Regions from separate parts of the Homo sapiens genome. Here region 2 is linked to region 1. A link is a loop called in an ENCODE intact Hi-C map of the cell type or tissue named here. Cell type or tissue: Caco-2. All regions are shown on one strand. Links, peaks and the distances in the headings refer to the core of each region. The heading gives the core; the rest is flanking DNA.

Region 1 (8,337 bases), core at 177-8,176:
CATGGTGAAACCCCATTTCCACTAAAAATACAAAAGTTAGCCATATATGTTGGCGCATGCCTATAATCCCAGTTACTCTGGAGTCTGAGGCATGAGAATCGCTTGAACCCAGGAGGAAGAGGTTGCAGTGAGCAAAGATCATGCTACTGTACTCTAGCCTGGGTGACAGAGGGAGACCTTGTCTCTAAAAATAAAAAAAGAAAAAAGAATTGAAGTCTGAATAAAAAAGAATGAGATTATGTCCTCTGCAGAAACATGGAGCTGGAAACCATCATCCTCAGCAAACTAATGCAGGAACAGAAAACCAATCCTACATGTTGTCACTTATAAGTAGGAGCTAAATGATGAGAACTCGGACACAAAGAAGGGAACAGCAGACACTGGGCCTGCCTGAGGGTGGATGGTGGGAGGAGGGAGAAGATAAAAAAAATTATTAAGGCCGGCTGCAGTGGCTAACGCCTGTAATCTCAGCACTTTGGGAGGCCGAGGCGGGCAGATCACAAGGTCAAGAGATTGAGACCATCCTGGCCAACATGGTGAAACCCTGTCTTTACTAAAAATACAAAAATTAGCTGGGCGTGGTGGTGCATGCCTGTAGTCCCAGCTACTCAGGAGGCTGAGGCAGGAGAATCGCTTAAACCTGGGAGGCAGAAGTTGCAGTGAGCCAAGATCATGTCACTGCACTTCAGCCTGGCGACAGAGGGAGACTCCGTCTCAAAAAAAAAAAAAAAATTATTATTGGGTACTAGGCTTAGTACCTGGGTGACAAAATAATCTGTACAACAAACCCCCATGTCATAAGTTTCCCTATATAACAAACCTGCACTTGTACCCCTTAACCTAAAATAAAAGTAAAAAAAAAAAAAAAAAGAATTGAAGGCTGAAAGCCAGAAGGGAAGTGAGAAAGAGGAGCTCAGGGCAGTGAAATGAAGTGGAAATGTTGTCAGGGAACTCTACATATAAGGGGTTAAGAGTGACCAGGTGAGTTTTAAACACAGGGATGTCCCATATTTGGTTTTAAGTTATTGGCTGTGCAGTGTTGTAATTGGATGTAACTCCCATCCTATATCAAATTATGTTTACATAATTAAGAGAGTCCACTAAAGTGATTTTTCCTGAGCAAAGAAAGTCTGCTCTGTGTTCTGATATACATTTTTAAGCACCTCTCACTCATCATCCAAAAGTGTCAGCTGGGTTCCACCTACTAATGACCAGTTATTCTATGAGATGATCTGAAAGATTATAGAATGGCTAATAAAGGGAGTAGCAAAAGCCTGTCACACAATGAATACTTGAAGAGCTACCAGGCGTCTGTTTGACAGAGGGGATTGCCCTGCATGGCCATGAGATGTGCGTGACTCACCCTGGAGAGGGGAGCTCCTGTACAAATTGACCATTCATGGTCTTAGTTCTGAACTGCCTTTCTGGACCCTTCTTTCTGTTTCTCCTCTACTTTTGATGCTCTGAGCTAGCAAGTTTGATGTCCTTCTTCTGTTCCCTATTCTAGGTCTGGGCTTGATGTTCACCGATTTTCCCTCAGCTCCGACTGTGGCTCCTCTCAGCTGACTCTGACCCTGCTCTCAGCCGGGCTGCATCTGCCCATCTCAGGTAAACATGGCTGAGCCTAGGTAAACTGTGGGACCTCTCAGCTGGAGCTCCACTCCTGTGCGTGGAACACCTGGCTGGTTTGGCAATTGAATTAGACACTGGGAAGGCATGAGCTGACATCGCTCTTCCTTCAAATATTTGGAAGGGGCAGTTTCCTTATTCACTACGGCCTCGAAGCAGAGAATGAGGAATACTGGGGCACTAAAAGGACTGAGTGTAACTTAAAACAAAAAGGCGCTCGACAGCAGCCAGAGCTACCACAGCTGTCATTTTGTCCTCACTGAAAGGGCTCCAGCAAAGGCTGGATAACCATCAAGTGGCAACACTCTGGGAACGTTTGCAAAGGGAGCCACGCATCCTACAGATAATTTTACCAGCAGGTTTGCAGGTTCCTTCAGCACTGAGCTTCTCAGATTCTAAACTTTTATACTTCTTTGAGTTAAAAAAAAAAAAAAAGTCAGATGCAGCTGGGCGCGGTGCCTCACGCCTGTAATTCCAGGACTTTGGGAGGCCAAGGCAGGCGGATCACCTGAGGTCAGGAGTTCGAGACCAGCCTGACCAATATGGTGAAACCTCGTCTCTACTAAAAATACAAAAATTAGCTGGGCATGGTGGGGTGCACCTTTAATCCCAGCTACTTGGGAGGCTGAGACAGGAGAATTGCTTGAACCCGGGAGGCGGAGGTTGCAGTGATGAGATCATCCCACTGCACTCCAGCCTGGGCGACAGAGCAAGACTCCCTCTAAAAAAAAAAAAAAAGTCAGATGCTTGACTAGAAGGGACAACTCGGAGTGAGAACTGGAGGGTCATTCGTGTGTGGTTGTTGCCAAGGAGGAAATTAAAAACTGAGAAACAGGAGAGTTAAAATCTAAGTTGGGAGAGGGGAACCTCAGATCCCTTCTGAGGATATAGTTAAACTGTCTGTGTTTTCTGTGCCAAACAGAGCAGCTTAGACCTAAAGAATGTCAGCAATTTTCATCCTCCCACACAGCTACTTTATAATAATTAGTTTTACTACTTTTTTTCACAAGCTATTACTTTAATTATTTTAATTAAGTTGTTCATGCACTTGCGTTGCTTACAAGCACTTTTCTTTTTATAGCACATCAATAAACAGCAGAGGGAAACTACCACCTTGGAAGGAGCCAGGCAGTTTCTGCTGGGTAGGCCGCAGCCTGGAACATGGAAGTAGCTTCTTCCATCCTACACTGGAAACCACCCAGCATCCCGGGCCCTCCAGAGAAGAGCCAGACTCCCTTCCCTGGGAAGAGACTATAGTCCTATCTGTATCCTCCGTGGTCATTGCCCCTCAGTCACAGCAATGAAGAGCAAATTACCTGTTTTCTGTATGTTCCTCTGACAACAACTGCCACAGAGTAAATATGAAAGGTTCTGGATGATTCCTTGTCAGCTTTTATTAAAATTCCACATACTTGGCATTTCTTAGCTATCTGGGTTGACTCCTGGTTCCACCCCTTACTAGTTGCGTGACCTTGAAAAAGTGACTTACCTTCTCACATTCTCAGTTTCCATATCTGTCAAGTGTAGGTAAAAGCACCAAACTGGTAGAGTTATTTTGAGAATTATATGAGTTCTGAGTGAGAGGGTGCTAAGACCTTGCTGGTTAGAGTGGTTTTTCAATCCTGATCACCTCCTTCTCCCTCTTAGCTTCTTTTCTCCTCCCCCTCCTGCTTCTAGTCTAGGCTTCTGGCAATTTTGACGTAACAAAAGTGGGATTCCTTCATTCCTGACTTCAGAGCTTTTCCTTACTTCAGTATTGCATGATAATTCTCAAGCCTGTTCTTTACATAAATACAAAAAGGAGAAAGTGAAATAGTAGAGGAACCGACCGATTTGAAGGAGCTGCCACTATTTGATTCCTCCTGTTAGGACATCTGAATGACCCCAAGTTCCTGTTCTTGAGGCTGTTGTATCATATTCTTAAAAGCTATGCATGCATTCTGCTTTGAATGTGTCCCTCAGCCTCATTCTTCTCCACTTGCTGGGGGCCATCCCGCCCCACGGGAAGGTAAGTTCAGGCTCAGAAGGAAAGACACGACAAAAAAATCTTGCTTTTATTTTTGTTGTCTAAAATCATGTTTCATGCTCTTCTTTGAATAAAATCCAGGACTCCAGAGATGACCTGTTACTTTTCTTTCAGCAAGTCTCTAATTTGCCGAGGAGTAAACTTGTAATGAAAAGAAACCAGAACTCCCCAAGGTAGCTCCCCCTCACAGTCATTCCTCAAGGCAGGGGATCTTTAGAGCAGACCTCAAGAACTCCATCCTTTCTGTGAAATAGGGCTGCTAACTCAACACCTGTTAAGTATGATTTTTTAAAATATATTTTTTGTTAAAACTTTGATTAATAGAGACAGAAACTTTCACTCCAAAACCTTTGCTATGATTAGATCTAGAACAGAGACTATTTGGTCTACGTTTGAACTGAAAAGTTTGCCCTTGACCTCGTGAATTGTATTGTTCTAATTAAAGTGATAACTGCAGTATTAGCTTTTATATAATTCCAATAACCAAATCGAGACTGCCCATTTAGGTTTTCAAAAGGAATCTGTTAGCACCATCTTGTGACTATTTTGGTACCGCTTAAAGAACAAAATTTTCAGCCTGAGGCTTGCTTGTGTTCAAAAAGGCGTCTTCTCGCGCCCTCTTGTGATGTGTTACAAAACTGGGAGAAACAACAGATACAGGATAACGCCTGTGGTTCCAGGAATTGCTCTTCCTGCTATCATAGCTATTAGTGATTCTTTGAAAAATCACGGCTATTAATAAAAATCACTTCTATTAATTTTGCTTGTAAGTTAATAAAGCAAATTACAAAGCAAATATATGTAATTTGCTTTATTAATTTACAAATATAAAGTAATATGAGAAATAACAATAAAGTCTCATTGTAACCTCAAAAATGGAAATCAAGGTAGGAGGCTGAGGAGGGTGGATCACGAGGTCAGGGGTTCGAGACCAGCCTGGCCAACACGGTGAAACCGTCTCTACTAAAGATACCAAAAATTAGCCGGGCGTGGTGGCACGCTCTTACTTAGGAGGCTGAGGCAGGAAAATCGCCTGAACCCGGGAGGTGGAGGTTGCTGTGAGCTGAGATTGTGGCGCCACTACACTCCAGCCTGGGCAACAGGGTGAGACTCTGTCTCAGAAAAAAAAAAAAAAAAAACCCACAAAAAGTTAAAGCTGGCCAGCCAAAGAAAACATAAACTATACTTATGCTATTTCCTCACAGCAGCAGCACTTTGGTTCGTAAATGGAAGTGCCCGCCATCTTGGTAACTAAGCTTTCTACACACTAGGTGCTGCTCTAATTTTGTCACATGTGCATTCGCACCACAAAGAGGTAAGCCCTTTACCATAATCCTCATTTCCCAAAGAGAAAACTGAAGCACAGAGAGGGAACTGCCAAGGGCCAGTGACTGGTCAGTGACAGAGCTGGCGGGTGAAGCTGGGACTGAAGGCCAGCCACTGCAGGGGCCGAGGGAGAGCTTTCCCCTTGTTTCTCTGAAGGTTCTCTGAAGAAATCAACTAGCAAAAAGCAGGTTAATTGGAAAAAAGGCATACACATCTATTTAACATGTATATATGGGCGCCTTCAGAATGAAGACTCAAAGATAAAAGAGAAATTGTCCATTTTTATGCTTAGGTACACCACAGTATGGACAGCCATGTAGAAATATGACTGGATGAAAAGAGTATGATCCAATGCTAATAGACTGAATGGGGACGCCCAGCAAAGCCTGTCTGTCTGGATTCTTCTTGGCCTCCTGAGCACCATTCCTTCCTTCTGGGTATGGGGCAGGACCCTGTCTGGAATGGGGGGGGCGGTTATACGACTCATAGTCAAACAAGGTGGGTCAGATAATTTCTTTATAGCCTGTTTTTATGCAGAAAAGTGGAGGGAAAATTAAAGTAGTATTTTTCAGTTTTATGACTAGCTTTGGGGAGAAAAGATTCTGGTTTCTATGACCTGCCTTGGGGGCAGAGGGATTCTAGTTTCTATGACTAGCCTAGGGCAAGTATGGCACTGATAGGGCGGAAGGGCAGAGAAACGGTTTTGCTTCTAAGGGTGCTTCCAAGGCCTTCATTTTGAGGCATTGATTTCTGAGCCCCAACACACCCCTACTTCACACTACCCACGACTGTGACTTTGGGCAGGATTTTAGTGTCTATTGCCACCTGCTTTTAACCTTCATTGTTCTCCTAGCCCTTTAGCAATGTCATCTAAGCACTTGGTAAACGGTGGTGTGAGTCCTGAAAAAAGCACCTGAAAAACCTCGCATTGGAAGTGGACTTTAGGTGTGATACAATTTGAAGTGCAATATAAGAGATATTGATAAAATCTCATTTTAACCTCTAAAATGGAAACAAAGAATATCCTTCCCATTTTTGGCCGGGCGCGTTGGCTCACACCTGTAATCCTAGCACTTTAGGAGGCCAAGGTGGGTGGATCACAAGGTCAAGAGATCGAGACCATCCTGGCCAACATGGTGAAACCCCGTTTCTACTAAAAACACAAAAATTAGCCGGGCATGGTGGCACGCACCTGTAGTCCTAGCTACTTGGGAGGCTGAGGCAAGAGAATTGCTTGAACCCAGGAGGTGGAGGTTGCAGTGAGCCAAGATCACACCACTGCACTCCAGCCTTGTGACAGAGTGAGACTCCATCTCAGAAAGAAAAAAGAAAGAAAGAAAAGAAAAGGAAATCCTTCCCATTTTTTTACATTTGTTAAAACCACAAAATCTTAAAGCTGGCCAGCCAGGCAGTTGCCATATCTGTGCTGTACATTTAGGAGAAACTTGCAGGCTTTCTCAACCTTGGCACTATTGACATTTTGGCCTTCAGAATTCTGTGGTGTGGGGAGCGGTCCTGTGCATTGCAGGGTGTTCAGCAGCATCCCTGGTGTCTATCCAGTCAGTGCCGGTAGCACCCCTCCAGTCATCACAAACAAAAATGTCTCCAGACATTGCCAGATGGCTGGGGATGGGGCAAAGGAGAGGCCCCAAATTCTCCTAGGTTGAGATGGAACATACTATGAGAGAGTTGAGAAAAGGTAAAAATTAAAGTAGCATTATAGCCGGTATAATGTTAATATCTCCAAGTTGCCCTAAGGCAGAGAAGGAATTGGAAACATGAAACATTGCCATTGGCTTGGCTGAAAGGTCATTTCCCAGAAAAGTACCATGAAACTACCATGTTATATGTCATGCAGGCTAAGTATGCAGCCCTTATGTTGATTCCTCTGGAAAAAACGATCTTGAGTGTGTAAGATTTTCATGATTGCATTGTGTGATCGCATCATAAAATGTGCTATGTTTTCAGAAAATTTGAAAGACTTACTCTCATGATTTCTTGACCTTCAGGTTATCTGTGGGCTCAGAATTTGAACTTAATTTATTATCTCACTTAGTTTTCTCTGAACCCTTCTTCATGGGCTCTTCTTGGTTAATAGTTACAATTCCTCCTCATATTTGGTATTAGCTCAAAGATTTAAATATCCTCCTTCCACATACAGAATCTTCTAAGAGTTTTCAAGTACAGCCTCACCTCTTCCACCAATATCTATGAATGTCTCAATACCCTAATTTAAATATTTCACAATTTCACCCCTTTTCATTACCATTTTTTACCTGTTCCTGTTTTTCATTATCAATATTTCATTCAGCACTCATTTGATAATCACCTATTTATATTATAAGAACTTAATATAAATTAATATTTATATATATTTATATTAAGAGCCAGGGATACAAAAAGCATTAAGCTGGTCCCTAAGGAGCCCACCTGCAGTCTGGTACAGAAGAGGAGAACAGAGAAAAACAGGCATTTGCCAGGCAAAGGGTACCCTCGGCAGAACGAATAACATATGCAATGACCAGAGCTGTGAATGGGTCTGGTTCCTTTCCATTCTTGCCTTCTGGTGTTCCCCAAAGGCGGAGCTCTTTCCCTCTTGCTATGACAGGCAGGGCCACCACATCAGGAAACTCATTTTCTGTAACCACAGCATGGCTTTTGCTCCAGGCTCTGCCCCTCCTCCATTCACCCCTCTCTCATCTGCTTCATTCTCCCTTTCTGCTTCATCTCTGTCCTCTGTGTCTCAGCCCACCCTCATCTATTGTCCTATGGCCATTATCACTAGTCAGACACAACCGGCATCTGTCCTAGAATCTGGCAAGGGCCTCCTGACTGCTCTTGGACACCATCTCTCCTCTTTGCAAACTGCCTGAACAGAAGCTATGTGACATGGATTGCAAATCACTTCCTTATGCCCAGCTGCAGGGCAACTATGTGGTATTTTCAGCCTTGCATGGGATGTAAGCTCTGTGGCAAGGAAGCAGTGGGGTGGGGGTGGCTGTGGCTACACTTGGTGGCTATGTCACTGCCACTGAAAAGCCAGGCCCCTGTCCGCGGAAGTCCAGGTTGATTTCCTCCCTTGCTCTCATTCTCCCCATTCTTGCCATGGCCCGCCCGGCCCCAAATGCCCAGCCCTCACCCCTTTCTCACCCTCCCTTCACCCCACGCCTTGTTGTTCCTCAGATACTGCAAGGACACTCCCATCTCAGGCTCCCTGTGCTTACCTAGTCCCCCAGTCCCCATTCTTCCCCTTCTTAACTGCATGGTTCTCTATTTTCTCCAAATCACTTCTTGAATGTCACCTTTCCTGAGAAGTCTCCTCGTCAGCCCTCATAGAATAGCACCCTCATGGTTCC
Region 2 (8,337 bases), core at 155-8,154, 210 kb before region 1:
GGGATCTGTGATCCCAAGGGACACCCCAAACAGAAGCCTCCCTGGCACTTCGCAGTGGAACTTTTTGTCTCTGCCTCCTCAAATCTCAGAATGTGTTCTCTTTGAAAGACTCTAGACCCTTGAGACCTGGATGGGGCGGAGGGAGAACCACAGAGAGGAATGGATGCTGACTTCATAGAGTTTGCGGTCTGGTTGTAAACACGGGACTTGAACTCGAATAACTCAAGGAGTGTGATGAGGGCCCATAGGCTGTGCATGGTGGAGCTTCCAAGAAGAGAGAGATAGTTTCTGCTTATGATGGCAAAAAGGCTCCTTGGAGGTGATGGCATTTAAGACAAGCTTGCAGAATTACAAAATAATATTTTATAGTAAGTTTATTATTTATAAACTGCTTTTGCATATGTTATTTCATTTTAGCCTCACTACAATTTTGTGAGGTCCATATTTGCTGTTTTACAGATGAGGAACGTGAAGCTTAGTGAGATTAAGTACTTTGCTCACGGTCCCACATGGCAACGGTGGGTACTTGAACAAGTGAGTCATTTAAACTCTGCAAAGACAGGGAGGAATAGCTTATCTTGCCCAGGAAAACCACAAGTGAAACATGGCTGGAGTGAAGGCTATGAGGCTATGAATGGAGGATGCTGGAAAAGGAGACAGGAACCAGACTGAAAAATTGATGATGATGATGATGATGATGATGATGATGATGATGATGACTGATTCAACTGAGATTTACTGAGCACCTGTGAAGTGACTGGAGTGGCCCACAAGTGCAGGCTACCCCCAAGCAAGCTCTGGCAGAATCATTAAGACCTTGTTACATGCTAAAGGATATGGGTTTTATCATGCTGAAGATGATGAAAGATTTTAATCCAGTGGCTGCCAAGAGTAGTCAGTTCACCTCGGCAGCAATGTGGGGGTGGTTTGGGGGGAGCCAGAGAGCCTGAACCATGCAGTGACAGCCATGATGGAGAGAAGGGGAGGGACTGGAGGGATAGGAAGGAATGAGACACAGCAGTGCCTGATGAGTTACTGGAAGAGGGTGGTGAGGAAGAGGCAGAAGTCAGCTAGATGGAGTTTGGGGCTTGACTGGCTGGCTAGTGAGACGGTGGTGCTCATAACTGAGGAGGGAATGCCAGAGGAAGGCCAGTGGGGAGTAGGAGGCAGTTGGGGGGAACAGGGGTTTGCATTTGATATACTGAAGCTGAAGTTCTATGACATCTGACCACACGTATTCAGCAGGCAGTTGAATACTTGGGTCTGGAGTCAAGAATAAGCTTGTGAGATGGAGACATAGATTTGTGAGTGGTCAACATATAGGTGGAAGATTAAGTCCCGGGAGTGATTAAACAGGTGACCCAGGAAAGAGAAGCTTGGAGAGTATATGAGGTTGCTGAAGGGGAGCCACAGCTGGTGAAGGAATATGCCTCCTTCCAATTCCCAAAGACATCAGCTATATAAGTAATGTTCTGTCATAGTTTCAAAATGGTCCATTCTTCCTTGAGCTAGAAAGTTAAACTATGAGCACTTTGTTAATATTCAATTGATGATGCTCTAATAGTATTATTCGCATCTAACCAGTTTCCTTGCCTGAACAAATCTGTTTGTTGAGATTGACACACACATGAAATAAAATGTATCATTTGAACCTTATTTTAAGTGTACAGTTGAGTAGTGTTGATACATTCATATTGTGCAGCCATCAGCACCATCCATCTTCAGAACTTTTTCATTTTGCAAAACTGAAACTCTGTATCCATTAAACACTAACTCCCCAGAGTTCCCTCCCCCTAGCCCCTGCCAACCACTCTATTTTCTGTCTCAATGAACTTGACTACTCTTGGTACCCCATCTAAGTGGAATCATAGAAAAGCATAATCTTTAAAGTTCATCTATGTTGTAGCAAGCCATCTTAATCTGTTTGAGCTGCTATAACAAAATACCATAAACTGGGTGGTTTATAAACAACAGGAACTTATTTCTCACAGCTTTGCAGGCTGGGAAGTCCAAGATCAAGGTGCCAATAGATTTGGTGTCTGGTGAGGGCCTATTTCCTGACATGTAGATGGTAACTTCTTGGTGTGACCTCATCCAGTGGAAGGGAAAAGGGGTCTCTCTTGGGCTTCTTTTTATGAGGGCACTAGTCCCATTCACGAGGGTTGTACCCTCATGACCTAATCACCTCCACAAAGCCTCACCTCCTAATACCATCACCTTGGGGGTTAGGATTTCAATTTATGAATTTTAGAGGAACACATAATTTAGACCATAGCAGATGTGTCAGAATTTCTTTTTTTGTTTTTTTTGTTTTTTTTTTTTTTGAGATGCAGTTTCACTCTTGTTGCCCAGGCTGGAGTGTGATGGTGCAATCTCAGCTCATTGCAACCTCTGCTTCCTGTTCAAGCGATTCTCCTGCCTCAGCCTACTGAGTACCTGGGATTACAGGCAGGCGCCACCATGCTTGGCTAATTTTTTTTTTTGTATTTTAAGTAGATATGAGGTTTCTCCATGTTGGTCAGGCTGGTCTCAAACTCCCAACCTCAGGTGATCTGCCTGCCTTGGCCTCCCAAAGTGCTGGTATTACAGGTGTGAGCCACCGTGCCCGGCCAGAATTTCTTTCCTTTTTAAGGTCAATTAATATCCTATTGTCAGTATAGACCTCATTTTGTTTATCCATTCGTCCATCCAGGGTCATTCGGGTTGTTTCCACCTTTTGGCTATTGTGAGTAATGCTGCTATGAACATAGGTGTACAAATATTTGAGATTCTGCTTTCAATTCTTTGGGGTATATACCTAGGAGTGAAACTGCTGAATCAAATGGTATAACTGTTTATTTTTTGAAGAACTACCATACTATTTCCCTTAGCAGCTGCACCATTGTACTTTCCAATCAGCAGTGCACAATGGTTCCAGCTTTTCCACATCCTGGCCAACACTTGTTATGCTCTGTTTTTCTTCTTATCACCACCATCCTAAAGGGTGTGAGATGGTATTTCACTGTGGTTTTGATTTGCATGTCCCTAATGATTAATGATGTTAAGGACATTTAACTCTTTTTTACTCTTTCAATATTATAGATATTTGGTAGGATTTTTCTCCCAAGGTAACTCCAGTTGTTTAAAAATTATGTCAAACTAAAAGCTGTGTTTAGTTTTTTCATATATTTCTGAGGATATACCTAGTGAGTCAAAAATGATACTGATAACTGTACATTTCATTCTCATAGTTATCACCATTAATACACATTGATCAGGGTGAATATGAAATTGATGTGGTCCTGGCAGTAGTTTTGAGCTACGACCCTGCACATAGATTAAGAGTTGTGGTGTTAAGCGATAGACCATATCAATTCACATTTACATTCAGAATTATAAACAAGTCAAGGAAAATGGTGAAGTTTTAAAGATCTTCTCACTTCTATTCCTGAGGGTTGAACTAGGAAGAGGCATTCTGCTACTTACATCAGTTATTCTGCAAACAAAAATTCAGTAGTGGAGAGAAGTAATTTATAACTTTTTACAGTTTCTATTTGGAAGAAAAGCTATGGAAAAATATATAGACTAAATTACTTTGAAATTACTGTAATTTTGGAGTGGAGATAAATTTGATAATGAAACCAATACCAAAAGATCACCATCAATTCACTTGCAACAAGCTGAAGAAAATAGAATGTCCCCAAATATATCATTAGACATATGTTTATTTCAAACAGTGATTACAGGTGGAATGAGAAGACATTATGAATCTATGTCACAAGCATAAAGGCAGTTTTGGGACATCATAATGTAAGATGAAAAATATCTGATTTTTAAATTTGATTTTATTTCTACCAAACTCAAAACTAAATCATTGTACAATTAAAACTTGAAACTCCAGTCATCATGAATAACATGTTTCCTCAGCTTACGCAATAATATTTCATGAGATGATAGTGCAAAAAATAAATAAATAAGGCTCAGTTTATGAAAGTTACACATAGAAAAAACTCCAAGGCTGAGTGGAAGCTGCCAGCAGGTTGACTGCCTGGCTCACAAAGATTTGCTCTTTTCTAGGAGTGACTCCAACACCAAGGGAAGAGTCTGCAGTAGGCTTGTTAATGCCAAAGTGGACTGGTCATGTGCAGTCACATGATCTTAGCTGGGCCAGTCAGGGCCTATTCACAGAAATTTGGGGCATGGATCTGTGAGAAGCATGGGTTAATCATTACAGAAGTACAGAAGTGTTGAGAAATTAGAGGCCATGCTGGGTCACTAGGTTCAGTTTGTGTACGTAGGGGCCTAAGCAAAGACTGGGGACTGGATTTCACTTGTTTTTGCTAAACAAGCCCGGGACCCTGGTATAGGGCTGCATCCTATCAAAGGAGGTACCTTTTTCCTTTCACAAAGGCGTCTTCTGCTCACCAAACTATACAACCACGAGGCTGCATCCACCCAGAGGAGCACCTTTTCTAATTTGCATAAAAATGCCATATAGGCTAGCAGAGGACCTGAGGCTGTGTTCCCCACCACTAGGAGAAATCTGATCTGCAGTAACAGAGAATGAAGGGAATGCACAGAGAGGCCGAGGTAGAGAGCATAGGTCCCAGTTGTAGCTGAGTCCCTGGTTCCAGCTGTCCCTGGGAGACAGCTGTTCCCTCCTCTTCAGGCAGATTAGCAGTAAGACACTCCAATCCTTTCAATAAAACCTCCTTTTGCCTAAATTAGTTCAAATTTGGCTTCCATAGTATATGAATAAAATTCCTGGGTAGGTCCATGATTGCAATAATAATATAAGTATTATAAATACTAACATAATCCAATGGAGTTGCAGCAGAATTTAAAGAAGAGAGGTACTGTCATGAGTATCTTCAAGAAAGTAAAAGAAATCCAAAATACCCAATATCAGCAATTCCTGCATCTCTTAAGAAAAGGCTTACAAGTTTTCAAAACTTGCTAAGCAGTGTCAAGCCAAGTAGGAAGATGTGTGGCAAGTTCAAAATACATCAACCATTGCACATTACTAGCTGGAACGGAAGTGCTTTCATAGGTTACAAAAACATTAAAATGATATCATCTGATTCTCCAAATCCTTTCATGGCCAATGAATCAAGTGAAATATTTGTTTCCAATTCTGAATCGACTTTTGTTTAAAATTTATTTATTGTTCACTCAGCATTACCAGAATTCTTTCTAAAGCGCCTCAAAGTGGAACTGTAAAAATATTTTTCCTTTGTTTTAAAAAATAGAAGCAATATCACATAGTTTACCATCAGAGAGAAGTGATGGATATTTCAAAACCATTTGGCACAGAGAAGAGGAATTTTTCCAGAAAAAATATCTCCAAAATTCCCATATTTTAAAATATCTTTGGAGGAGAAAAAACTTAAAATTGTAAGATTTGGGGTAAGGCATTTCCCCCTACCTCCTCAAGACAGAATAAGATTAATATCTAACTGTAGCTTACTAACTATATCAGTAAATTTAAATTCATACTTTTTTTCTGATAATTATACCAAAATGAAAATAATTTCTGAATTATTGAATAACAAAACACTTAAAAAAACTTTACAAACTTGATGCAAATGTAATTCCAGAACTTTACTTTTACCTAAAATGCCTATAGCTCAATTTTACTTATTAATCAATCTTGACTGTTCTCATACTTGACATGGTCTTATTAGTAAGCCATGTGGCTTGGAGCTATTGCATATTGCTTTGATTTGGCTGGTCATTGTAGCAAGAATGGCATGCCCAATTTTCTACCTTTCATTGCTAGGAAAATTTACACAGCAAAAGAGGTCCCCTCATCTCTAATTATTGTGGAGCAGAAATTAATGACCAAACTAATAGAACTAAAGGACTCAGTGGTATTGTGGAATCATTGGGCCCATCAGCTGAGAAATAAATTTTATTTTACTAATTGAATTTCCCCTATAAAAATCTTGCACTCCAGCTGGTACTAATTTCACTTTGCCTGTAATAATTTTGGACCTCAGGTTGTTGTTACTATTGGATTGACATGTAGATATTGAAGTTTAGCTTATGAAAATAGTACTATTTGCAAAAACAATACTCACTTGAACATTTTCATGAGTTTTTCTTGGGAATGAGAAGAGAGTTACTGCTTTTATGTCTAAACAATCTTTGTCCATCACCTCCTCCAAATATTCCAGAGTTCCTCCAAATATTCCAAATATTCCAGGGGACTATGTAGGGGGAAAGGTCTAAGATGGAAATCTAGGGAACTGATTATTTAAAAGGCAGGTACACAAGTGTTCATCACAACATCCCTTCTAACAGCAAAACTTGGAAATATCTGTCACAGAAGAATGGATAAATGAATTATGGTATATTCTCTCAGCCAAATCTCTCACTGCAGTGAGCATGAATAAACCACATCTACAAAAATACAATTTTCCCATACATAATGCTGAGCAAAAGAAGCCTGGCAGAGCATTCATAGCCTACATTTACAAAGTTCAAGCACAGAAAAAACTCATCTCTAATGCTTGAAGTCAAGATGGTAGTTACTCTTCGGGGGATCTGGTGGCTGGAAGGGGCACAAGACCATTTCTAAGCGTGCTGGAAACACATCATCTTTTGATCTCAGTGCTAGTTACGTGGAGTGTTCTGTCTGTGAAAATGATCAACCTGTGAACTTACGATTTGTGCACTTCTCTGTATGTATACTTCAATCATAGTCTGTTATTTATTTATTTATTTTTAAACAGGTGAAGGAAGAGAACCCAGTGAGGGAGGCTGAGCAGGATGAGCTAGAGATGATGGAGAAAAGTCTGGAAAGAGGGGTGCCCTGGGAGCCACAGAAAGAGGATGTTTCAGGAGGAAGGATCAGTCTGCAGTACTAAATGGCTCAAGAAAGGCCTAGAAGGATAAAGACTGAAAGCTGCCCATTGGATTTGACAACTGACCTCTGAAAGAACAGTTTTAATGGGAGGCAGAAACAAGACAGCAGAGGGTTGAAGAGCAAGACCCTGGAGATGGGAGCTACTCTTTCCAGTGGCCACAGCAGCTGCAGGGAACGAGAACACTGGGTCCAGGAGGTCTTTTCCCTGAAGACAGGAGAGATTGAACCACGTTAATGTGTGGGAGACAGCTGGTTGAGAGAGAGATGCTAAAGTTACTGGGGGATGGTTGATGGGGTTCCCGAGGAAGTGGAGGAGGTGGGATTAGCCCTGGGCAGGGGAAGGGGCTCCTTGCATTCCACAGACACTGCAGGAAAGGAGGCCAGGAAGTAAGTACGATTCACTGAGGGAGTGGAGGCTGAGAGTTGAGGGAGCTCATCCTCATGACTTCTAACTTAAATTTGCATAGGAGGTCAATAAGGAGATTAAGTCAGATAATGAGAAATCTTATGTGCAGATTCATTGCCTCATCTTAACTTTGCTCTCCTTTGATCATTTCTAAAGCAAAGTGCAGTTTAGTCAGTCATCTAAAATGGAAAAAAAACTTATAGACAGTGTGTAGAAATCTTAGGGGGACAAATTATTCACAGACAACTCCCCCTCCCTTCTCACCCAGACACATACACTCACCATTATATCCATTTTATTAATTGGCAAACGACAGATAAAGAGTATTGTTATTCAGTTCAGCTTGACAGTTTAACCCAATAATTAGCACCAATAACAATGCTTTCTGGAAATTGTTTTCCCAGGTACGGTTTCTTCTGGCCTAGGACAGCTAAATCCGTTCAGAGGTCTCTTGGCCCCAGGAAAAGCAAGGTCGAGTTTGTGTCCTGCAGTGGAACCAACTTTCTTCTCAATCTTCAGCTGCTTTGGGGCTTCTGCTGGCACCCCAAGCTCTGCTGAAGGCAGATCAGTTTGGGGTGACTACACATATGGAAACTAAAGATCGGGGAATGTATTCATATAAACTACCTGGCCAGGCACCTTTGGGAAGTCTTCGTGGAGTCCAGGGAGGCACGGGGGTAGGGTGGAGTCCATATACCCCAGAGCGATGGGCTCTGCTTTAGCAGAATAAAGCTAAATCGGGCCGGGAGCGGTGGCTCATGCCTGTAATCCCAGCACTTTGGGAGGCCGAGGCGGGCAGATCATGAGGTCAGGAGATCGAGACCATCCTGGCTAACATGGTGAAACCCCGTCTCTACTAAAAATACAAAAAAAATTAGCCGGGCGTGGTGGCAGGCTCCTGTAGTCCCAGCTACTTGGGAGGCTGAGGCAGGAGAATGGCGGGAACCCAAGAGGCGGAGCTTGCAGTGAGCTGAGATTGAGCCACTGCACTCCAGCCTGGATGTCAGAGCGAGACTGTCTCAAAAAAAAAAAAAAAAAAAAAAAGCTAAATCAAGTTGTTATCAAAAATGAGAGGCAGGTTGTT

What was found. Hi-C counts contacts between places; a loop is a spot of excess contacts. Peaks named below come from ENCODE experiments on the same cell type or tissue, not always from the same donor. Only the 100,000 strongest peaks of a DNase experiment are listed, where the experiment ranks them.
Region 2: it touches region 1 in a loop (5-fold over the local background); 2 of 110 quality-filtered maps call a loop at or near these places.

The regions. Positions count from the first base shown.
Region 1 is chr1:94,331,802-94,340,138 of GRCh38, forward strand. It overlaps ARHGAP29-AS1 (ARHGAP29 antisense RNA 1), which reads left to right. Exons shown (of 4, transcript XR_002958338.2): 3 at 1,508-1,608; 4 at 2,711-3,005. Among named protein-coding and RNA genes, the nearest start is that of ABCD3, 82 kb to the right of the region's middle. In Caco-2, for the core only: a CTCF peak has its summit at 4,252 (motif pointing left); DNase peaks (open chromatin) are centred at 4,270 and 5,415.
Region 2 is chr1:94,121,849-94,130,185 of GRCh38, forward strand. No RefSeq gene overlaps it. Among named protein-coding and RNA genes, the nearest start is that of ABCA4, 4.9 kb to the left of the region's middle. In Caco-2, for the core only: a CTCF peak has its summit at 4,612; DNase peaks (open chromatin) are centred at 4,153 and 4,493.